4 separate regions of the Mus musculus genome follow, and regions 1, 3 and 4 are each linked to region 2. Evidence: chromatin loops called from intact Hi-C (ENCODE). Cell type or tissue: gastrocnemius. All regions are shown on one strand.

The links. Hi-C counts contacts between places; a loop is a spot of excess contacts. Peaks named below come from ENCODE experiments on the same cell type or tissue, not always from the same donor. Only the 100,000 strongest peaks of a DNase experiment are listed, where the experiment ranks them.
Region 1: it touches region 2 in a loop (2.8-fold over the local background); 7 of 42 quality-filtered maps call a loop at or near these places.
Region 3: a loop joins it to region 2, with 2.4 times the contacts of the local background. A loop is called at or near these places in 6 of 42 quality-filtered maps.
Region 4: a loop joins it to region 2, with 8 times the contacts of the local background. A loop is called at or near these places in 15 of 42 quality-filtered maps.

Annotation. Positions count from the first base shown.
Region 1 is chr6:95,222,408-95,224,907 of GRCm38, forward strand. No RefSeq gene overlaps it. Among named protein-coding and RNA genes, the nearest start is that of Kbtbd8, 110 kb to the left of the region's middle. In gastrocnemius, a CTCF peak has its summit at 1,306 (motif pointing right); a DNase peak (open chromatin) is centred at 1,317.
Region 2 is chr6:95,097,079-95,099,578 of GRCm38, forward strand. No RefSeq gene overlaps it. Among named protein-coding and RNA genes, the nearest start is that of Gm26501, 2.0 kb to the right of the region's middle. In gastrocnemius, no CTCF peak of the experiment used is centred here; a DNase peak (open chromatin) is centred at 1,452.
Region 3 is chr6:95,206,078-95,208,577 of GRCm38, forward strand. No RefSeq gene overlaps it. Among named protein-coding and RNA genes, the nearest start is that of Kbtbd8, 89 kb to the left of the region's middle. In gastrocnemius, a CTCF peak has its summit at 1,191 (motif pointing right); a DNase peak (open chromatin) is centred at 1,183.
Region 4 is chr6:97,005,630-97,008,129 of GRCm38, forward strand. All of the region lies in intron 3 of Tafa4 (TAFA chemokine like family member 4), which reads right to left. Among named protein-coding and RNA genes, the nearest start is that of Tafa4, 54 kb to the right of the region's middle. In gastrocnemius, a CTCF peak has its summit at 1,287 (motif pointing left); a DNase peak (open chromatin) is centred at 1,278.

The DNA of each region.
Region 1 (2,500 bases), 130 kb after region 2:
GTCTCCAGCAGTGAAGGTAGAGAGAAAAGCCATACCAAGTTACATAATATTCATTTACTTTTTTGGGGACAGAAGAAGGCAGAATCTTTTCTTTTTTAAACGTCTGGAGAGAAAATGTCCTATAACCGAGTCCTTTTAAAGAGCACCAAGGCTCACTGTGAAGAGCAGATGCAACCTTGCAATAAGCAGAGGCTTCTGCTAGACTCTGCTCACCCCCAGCTCTCTGTAATGAGCGAGGGCATACATAAAGTTGGCATCTCTAGGGGGAAGATGCTGAGATCGTATGGTCCAGGTATTTTTGTGTTCTGCATACCCTATTCAATAGTGAGAAAATGAATGGAAAGTTAACAAACCCAGGGATTTTCTCCCTCAAAATATTAATTATAATAATTAAACTTCTCATGAGTGCTATATCAAAATCTGCCCTGTGTTAGGTTAAATAAAGCAAAACAACAAAATCAAAAGATACAACAAAAAGAACTAATACCTGGACAACAGCAACAAATTTAGGGGTCATAGGGCCACTGGAGACAAGAGCTGGCTGAACTTATTACAAGTGTGGTCCCATTTAACTCCCACGTGACTCTCTGAGTTCCACACTGTGGCTTTTCTATTTTAATGGTGAGAAAGTTGGGATTCAGAGAATTTAGGTAAGTTTTTCAGTCTTGCTCAACATGAACACAAGAGAGCTCTTCTTTCAACAGGGTCAAACTATTCCAAACCTTGTATTTTTTTTTCTAGCTACTACTTTATGGTTATTCTACTTCATCTAATACACTATATATTGATATATAGTGTATATTATTCTATAATTATATTAGTTTCACTTATGTGTATGGGTGTTTTCTCTGCATGCACATTTGTGAACCAGATGCATGCAGTACTTACAGAAGATGTCTGGATTGGAGTGATAAATGGGTGTGACCCATTCAGTAGGTGCTGGGAGTCAAACCTGGATCCTCTGAAAAACTATCCAGTACTCCTAACCATTGAGCTCTCTCCAAAAATCTTCTTTAGCACACTTATTTCTGATATCTACTGGGATAGTTACAACAATCTACAGGCATAAGATCTAGGAGATACGAAATGATTAGAAGGCCTACAGACAGAACATGGGTTTTCAACTTCGAAAAATAATGACTTTAAGAACAGAACTATAAAAAATCACATGAAATAAGTTCTTCTGCTAGCAGGATAAAGGCCAGAGGAACGACTGCAGGTATTTGCCCAGATCTTTGGATAAAAAGAAAGGTCTGAGACTTGCCTGACTAATGTTTAGCACCAAGGACAGCGACACACATTCTCTCCACTAGGGGGCAGGGTAGTCATTACTTTGGAGGGACAAGAGCAGCCTGACCCGTGTACAACCCAAGTCTGGCTCTTCAACAGGCCTGAAGCAAGCTCACTCACCGAAGCTTCAGAAGTGTGAGCGGTGGGGGCTAAAGGGGACAACAGTTTATAATTTCACAGACAGAACTTTAGATCTCTGTAAAGATCCCGTGGACGATTGAGAGCCAAACCTCAGGTTTTGTGTTTGAAAACAATGTCAAGACTGGGGACAGTTAAGTAGCTTTTCTAGAAAATACTCCTGGAGCTATTCTTACCCAAGCTATTAAAAGGTCTGGAAAGAAACTCCTAGGAGGATAGTGCATGCCTTCCTTGAGAGTCATACACAGGGTTTAGAGAGTTTGATGGACCTGGGTTGGGATTTGATTCTCTCATTTTCCCAGTAGATAGATAGATAGATAGATACCATCAAATAAGAATAATGTCTCTAGTCAGTAATTATGAAACAGGAATAAATCAGGACTAAATGGTAGTGTATGATCTACAGCATTGTTGTGATGACCAATGTCTGAACACACACAGCTCAAAGTCCAGCGTGCAATGGACAATGGATGCTGTATAGATGGCCCCACATGACCTTGATGGCAAACAGACTCAGAGAAGTAAGAGGTGGAAGCTCAGAAAGGGTGTTTACAACTCAACCGGATGCAAGACAGGCATATAAACATCTTGCACTTGTTGACTGAGCATCTATTAAGCATCTATAGGGTGACGTTATGAAAGTGATTATTAAAACAACTGGCAGATATCCCAACCATAGTTGAAAACTGCTTTCAGTCAATGAGACGAGAGCAATGGTGTATATAACTGCCAGGTGGTATGTTGAAAAGCTAATTTGTGCTTGCTCTCTATGCTGGCCAGCGCCCCTGCAGTCAGTTCCAAAGATGATCCATCTGTAAAGGGAAGGAATTGATTTGGGTCCATGGTTTGAGAGGTTCCAGCCCCACTGTTTTGGTGGCTTACCGTGATAGGAACCTGGGACAGTGCAACGCTGCTCATCTTATGGCTGGGAAGGAAAGGGAACTGAGTCAGGACTGGGCTCCCAGTGTCTCTTTCAAGACCACAGCCACAGTCATCTGAAGACCTCTCTCTACACCGCATCTCCTAAAGACCACACCCTACCGTGGTGCCTCTGTGGAGACCACACTTTTAC
Region 2 (2,500 bases):
GAGAAGAAGAAGAAGAAGAAGAAGAAGAAGAAGAAGAAGAAGAAGAAGAAGAAGAAGAAGAAGAAGAAGAAGAAGAAGAAGAGGAAGAAGCAGCAGCAACAGCAGCAGCCAACAGCATTATGGGGCAGGAAGTCTTGGGCCTAAATACATCTCTACCACTTCAGAGTTCTGAAACTATCTTCACTGCTTTCTTCCCCAAGTAGGGTACAAAAGCACTACCTCATAGGACAGTGTGTGTGTGTGTGTGTATACAAGCAGAGGCCACTGTCTGCTTCAGTTGCTCCTTCCCTCATTTTTCAAGACAGAGCCTTTCACTGAACTAGGTACTCAGCAATTTGGCTAAAGTGGCTAGTCAAGGAGCCCCGGGGCTCCTCCTGGTTTTGGAGCCAATGTGCATAACCTGCGTGGGTTATTTTTTTTTTTTTTACTTATTTTTATGTTGTATGTGAGTATACTGTAGCTGTCTTCAGACACACCAGAAGAGGGCATCGAATCCCATTACAGATAGTTGTGAGCAACCATGTGGTTGCTGGGAATTGAACTCAGGACCTCTGGAAGAACAGTCAGGACTCTTAACCACTGAGCCATCTCTCCAATCCAAGTGTTTTGTTTTTTAAATTAAATCTTTAAGTGTTCTTAGAGGCTAAAAATGATTGTTATTATAAACATATCTTAATAATTTAGGCAGTAACTATGTATTCACAGGAAAGCCAGAGCATGATATTTCTCGTGTTATGAAAATGAAATATCATTTTTTTGTTTTAACTGATTATCCACTAGCTAGCTGAACCTGCCTTAATTGTTCTTTAAACGGTGACAGCTGTTTGCCCTGAGAAACTGCGATCAGATCATGTCAGGCTAAAGTTCTAGAACCATTTATAGATGATCTTAACTTTTTCTTCAGCATCAACGTTTTAATACTTTCGGAAACATTTCTCACCATCACCAAACAACATACCAACTCTCTTCAACATGGCTAGTTGGTACACGTTGCTCTAGAAGACCCATAGCCTACTTTACACTAAAATAGTTCTAAAATTGAAGAGCATAGTTCAAACTTGCCGTGGAATTTCCAAACTTCATTTTTGTCCGACATGGTGCTAATAGCGTTAACAAAGCATCATTTTCTAAGAATCCAGGTGAGAGACTACACATGAGTAACCTCAAGGAACCTTCCCTGATATGATGTCTACAACCCACTATGGAAACTGAAATCAATTCCAAGAATCTCAACTCAGGTAGATATAAGTAAGATCTCACTAGGCTTAATTTTTACTTCTTCACGCACCAGGGCGTCAAAATTCATTTCCCCAAAGAGCAAGGCAATGCCAAACTCCAAAAGAAGAGAAAAACAACCAGGACAAGAAACCTTTCCACTAAACAAGCCACGGACATGGTCAAACATCCCGAGATCCCCATCAAAGCGGCGTGGCGCTAGGTGGCAGCAGAGAGCCGGAGACGCGCTAAGCTAATTCCAGCAGCTGTGTGAACCTCTTCTAGTTCCTTCCCATCTCAACCTGGCTCTGGCCTCAAAGAGAAACCCGCAGGCTGAGCCAAGTTCCAACAACTGCTATGAGATCAACACAGCTCTTTCAGCGTCTCAGTTGCCGTTTATTTGACGAGATTAAGCCCACATTTCCTGGCTCCTTTGCTGTACAACGCTGTTCAGTCTTGCAGACCAGTTCAAAACCCTGCCCTCACCCTGCCACCCTGCCACCTCTTCCTAAGACAAACACACCTTGGTGCGGTTCGGGCGTGGTAGGGGAGTTAGGGGTCATCAAGAGGCCGAGTTACTTATAAATGCTGCCTCCCCAAGATGCGCTGCTCAGGAATGGGACCTCTGTTCTGGGGGCAGCAGGTACTGCTGGACCAGGAGGCTTGAATGAGGTCCACATGGGGAGGCACACACAGCTCTGCTGGGATCCTTAAGTCTTCCAGTTGCTAAAACCAATTTTTTTTTTTTGAAGCAGGTATTTGAGTGGCTTCAGTGCCATGCACGTCTTCCAAACCTGATTCTTGATTTCAAACGTGCACTAGACCTTTCTTAGTTACCTTCTCTGCATGCCTCCCGGGCTTCTGCCAGACTGATGGATTTGGTGTTTTCACCCGGATGCAACAGGATTTCTTGCCTCTCACCAGAATCTATGGCCTAACCTTCCCAGCTCCTGCTATGGAAGTCGATTCTGTGCTTCTGACATCTGCCTGCATCACTTACCAGCTATGACTTTCAGTGCAGCTGGCTTTATCCTCTTGGGCTTCGTTTCACCATCTGAAAATTGAGGCTAACAAGAGGACTTTTCTCCAGAAGTCGTTTATAAGACTGAGATAGCTTACTGTTGCAGATGAAGGAAGACGTCAGCTGATATTAGGTGCTGGTAGGGTTGGATCTACGACATCCACACGTCCACTCTCCTGGCTTGTAATGCTTAGCTGGGCTTCATGCTCTAGGAAATGAATTAGACCAACTCCTGGAGTCACAGTTCCTGGTATGTAAACCATT
Region 3 (2,500 bases), 110 kb after region 2:
GTTTCTCTCTGTCTCTCTGTGTGTCTCTCTGTCTCTCTGTGTGTCTCTCTGTCTCTCTGTGTTTCTCTCTGTCTCTCTGTGTTTCTCTCTGTCTCTGCCTCTTTTTCTCTCTCTGTGATCAGGAAGAAAACAAGGCTGTTCTCTGACCATTACCATTCAACATCATGTTAGCTGCTCTAGGCATGAAATCCAAAAAGAAAGGAACTGGGCATAGTGCTGGACACCTGCAACAGTCTTCAGGAAAAACTCTAAGTTCAGCCTGGATACAAAGTAAAAGGCTGTCAAAAAAAAAAAAAGAAAAAGAAAAAAAAAGAAAGAAAAGAAAAGAAAAGGAAAAGAAAAAGAAAAAGAAAAGGAAAAAGAAAAAGAAAAGGAAGGAAGAAGAAAATAAAAGTGTTCCCACATGAAGATGATATTATCTTTGTAAAAAAGTAAGACTCAACAAAAATTATGAAAGAGTCAAAACATAAAGTCAAACAATGACCAATGGGAATCTGAAATTAAAAAATAATTTTTGACTGTTTTATGTGTAAACACACACAAATCCTTGGGAATAAATTTATAAGATTTTATGAGTTATAATGCTCATATATGCCAGGCGTTGTGGCACATGCCTTTAATCTCAGCACTCCGGAGGCAGAGGCAGGCGGATTTCTGAGTTCGAGGCCAGCCTGGTCTACAGAGTGAGTTCCAGGACAGCCAGGGCTACACAGAAAAACCCTGTCTCAAAAGCACCAAAAAACAAAACAAAACAAAACAAAACAAAACAAAACCCAATACTCATATATAAATTTATAAATAAAAATACTAATAGAAGAAATGAAAAGAAGATAGAAATATGTGGAGAGATGCCCTGTGCTATAGATTGTAGGGATAAGGTTATTACAGGGTAATGCTTTCCAATTTGATCTATAGATTCAGCATACTTCTTTTTAAAAAAGTCTTCCATTGCTAGGTGGTAGTGGTGTGCTCCTTTAATCCCAGCACTCAGGAGGCAGAGGCAGGTGGATCTCTGTGAGTTTGAGGCCAGTCAGGTCTAAAGAGTGATTTCCAGGGCAGCTAGGGCTACATAAAGAAACCCTGCCTCAAAACAAAAAAAAAAAAAATCCTTTTATTTTCTTTTATGTGTAGGTATTCTGCCTGCAAATGAATCTGTATATCATGTGCATGCAGTGCCCACAACGGCCAGAAGAGGGCATTGGATCTCTCTGGAACTGTGACTACAGACAGTTCTGAATATCCATGTTGGGGAGCCAGGAGATTGAATTTTTTGATTCTCATAAAAATCCCAGAAAGGAAAGCTGACGCTATTGATCAACTGATTCTAAAGTTCATATGGAAGGAAAAAGATTGTGAGTCATGACAGCATACTGAAGAACACTGGCAGAGCTGGGCTCAGGTTTACCAGTAATCCACAGCAATCAAGAAGGTAAAAGAATAGGGACAGGAGTCAGTGAAATGAAAAGTGACATGAATATGTTGTCTGGAGGAGCTATCAAGGCTTTCAGGGAAGAAGGGATTGCCTTTCAACCATTGGTCTCATGATGGTGAGGGTGAGGGTGAGGGTGAGGGTGAGGGTGAGGGTGAGGGTGATGATGACATAACTAGGAGCTACCTGGAACCGTACGTCAGTTTAGCATGTGTGGGTCCTGGGTTTGATTCTTAACACCACATATATGTGCATTGTGTGCACGAACAAACATGTCACATTCATGCATACACACACATGCACACCGGAAACATTTTATAGGGATAATTGTAAAAGACAAGACTGTAAATCCTTTAGATGAAAACATGGCAGAAAAGTTCAATGATTTTGGATTTAGTGGTTCATTTCTGATATAATATAAAAAAGCACAAAAGGTAGGAGACTGACATGAAGAGACCCGTTGTGGTTGAAGCCAGAGCATGGATCTCATGAAGGGCTTGCATCTGTAATACACAAGACATCTTAAAATCAACAGCAGAAAAGTCGTAAGGTTGGGCCTAGTGGCTCAGGTTCATATCCTCAGCTACTCTGGAAGCTGAGGAAAGAGGATTATAAATTCTACTGTGTTGAAGGCCTACCTTGGTAACTTAGTGAGCCTGTCTCAAGATAAGAAACATAAAGAGAATCGGCATGCTCCTCTGTGGCAGAGTTCTTGACTAGGTTCAATTCCCAGTAACACAGACACAGACACAGACACAGACACAGACACAGACACAGACACAGACACAGACACAGACACAGACACAGACACAGACACAGACACAGACACAGACAGACACAGACACAGACACAGACACACACACACACACACACACACAGACACACACACAGACACACACACAGACACACACACACACACACAGACACAGACACACACAGACACAGACACACACACACATACACAGACACAGACACAAACAGACACAGACACAGACACACACACACACACAGACACACACACACACAGACACACACACAGAAAGACACAGACATACACACAGACACAGACAT
Region 4 (2,500 bases), 1.9 Mb after region 2:
CGAAGCCAAGGAAGCCCTCTGTACTGTCAGGCATCCCTTTTTCAACCCCAGGAGGGTCACTTTTAGTCTCTTCCACTATCCCCAACCTTCAGAAGATAGGTCTGAGGCCCCAAAAGTTTCCGGGTTTTGAAACTAAGATTGAAACAACTGAAGCGAGACACCTGCTGCCAGTGTGGCCCTGAGCCCAGCAGATGCAAGCAGCGCCTGTGAGCTCCCAGGTAGAAAGGCATTGTAGACCTTCCGTGGTTCTCTGCATCCACCCCGTTCTGCAGCTTGCAGCCGGTCGTCCAAGGCTAGCCTGAGCTACTCTGCTCCCCAGCAGAATGAGGCCTCTTTCTAAAGTCTGAGCAGAAGCTCGGTGTTTATACAAACTAAAAGTTACTGTCTCCATTTCATTAGCTTTCCCAAGGCAACGATAAACAAGAGTGGTTTGGTTGTTTGGTTTGGTTTGGTTTGGTTTGGTTTGGTTTGGTTTGGGTTTGCCTTGTTTCCTTATAGACCATAAAGCTTCAAGCCTCTGAAGACGCCTATCAATCTCTCCAGGGAACCCACAGCTTCCAGCCACTCCTCTGGTGCACGACATCTCAGAGTCTGTCATCTGCATCCCTCTAACTACAAAAACAGTGTCTGCTTCTGGTGCGTTTGCTGTGTGCTAGCCCTTCCTCCTGTTTCTCCTCATTTACTCGTTCCCATCACCTGATAGAAGGTAGGTGCAACTATTATCCCATTGTATAGATGTCGAAACATGTCCAGAAGGGTTGGGTGGCCTGGATAGGGTCACACGGCCAAGAGGGGCCAGACCTAGAGCCATGTTTGACCCCAGCCCCCAGTACTTGGTCTTCTGTGCTGCCTGGTTGCTGGGTGGGCTCTGGTTTTCCTGGGTCTTTCTGTGAGGAGTATACCAAATAGACACCAGACAGGCACCAAGCCATTCGGTCAGACAGCGCACGTCTGGGGAAATGGAACTATTAAAATGAGCAAAAAAAAAAAAAAAAAAAAAAAAAAAAAAAAAAAAAAAACCCGTAGCACCCAAATCTCCAACTGCCTCCCCTCAGTTAGAAAAGTAACTGCCTGTTTTTAAAGGTGAAAATGTAGCGATATCCCCTAGAGACAATTCCTATGATTTAGGAAGCTTTGTGTGTGTGTGTGTCTCAATGTTACCATGGTTACAAAGGACCAAACTTTCACAAGCACCTTTAAACTGTTAATTCCATCGGTCACTTGGGTTTCAGGAACCACCTCCCAGCCTGCAGCCTTCCCAAGGCGTTGTTTGCTGCCCTCTTGTGGAGAAAAGAGGTTACTGACTGGGGGAAGAGCAGAAATAGTGGATTAAAAAGTGACATTGTGGGGAGGACCCTACTTTCCAATTTAGAGGACTCATCCTGAGAACTGACCCATCCTCCCCGTTGCCTGAGGTGACCAGAGATTTGTGTGTGTTCTCTTGCCCAATCAGGATGACCAACTGAATGGTGAAACACCAGGGGATCAGGATTTTTTGTGTGTTCTTTTTATTTCTTCAAAACACAATTTCCAGTCTTATGATTGCAATGTCATTTGCCTTAAGGAAAGAGTCCTAATAGCAGAGTGTGAAATCAGGTGAGTATCCTTATTTAATTATTATCATATATTTATTGTCCTATATGATGGCTCTTAGGTATTTTTGCCCATACTCTGCCCCAACCCCTGTTACATGCATGGTTTCTAATGTTTGAACTTAAAAATTTGTACAACTAACAATGTCTTCTTTCGAAAGCATCCATACACCCCCACCTTCTTCCTCTGCTCCTGCCTTAGCCTGCTGAGTGGAAAACACCTCCTTTGCTATACACAATGGCCAACAAGCCATGTGCTTAGTAAGGTAGAAGGGTTTGGGATGAGACAACTCCTCACTGGCAAGCTTTAGCAGACAGGGCAAGGAAAGGCCAGGGTGGAGAATAAGTTCTGGAAAACTTCATCAAAGATGACAAAATAAGTATACAGGACAAGCAAGTTAGCTCAGAGAAAGCCCTCACTTACATAGCGACACAGCCAAGGAGAATAAAACCAGCATGGTCCACTGGCACACACACACATACACACACACACACACACACACACACACACACACACAATCCTGTGTCCAAAAGCAACCTACGACTCCTTATGGCACTAAAACGTACGCCACTCTGTAGAGATTTAGGATGCTAATGAGACATGGGAGGAAAGCTAGACCTTTTTTATTATCAGCCCACATTCCCACCCTCAGAAGGTTACTAATCTCTCCATAAACCACCTCTTCCTGCTGCGATTACGTTTCTGATCAATTCTTTGTTCTGAAACACAATAACCTAGCACCCCAATATCAGCCAATGTCCCTGGGCTGGAGACTTTCTGGACCATCTCAGCCAGGCGCCTGTGGCTGACTTTACAACAGTACTGCACTGTCAGATGTCCTTTGACACATGTGCAGTGGGGTGAAGATGGCCGAGTTCCACATCATCACAGGACACGGTCTTCCCCT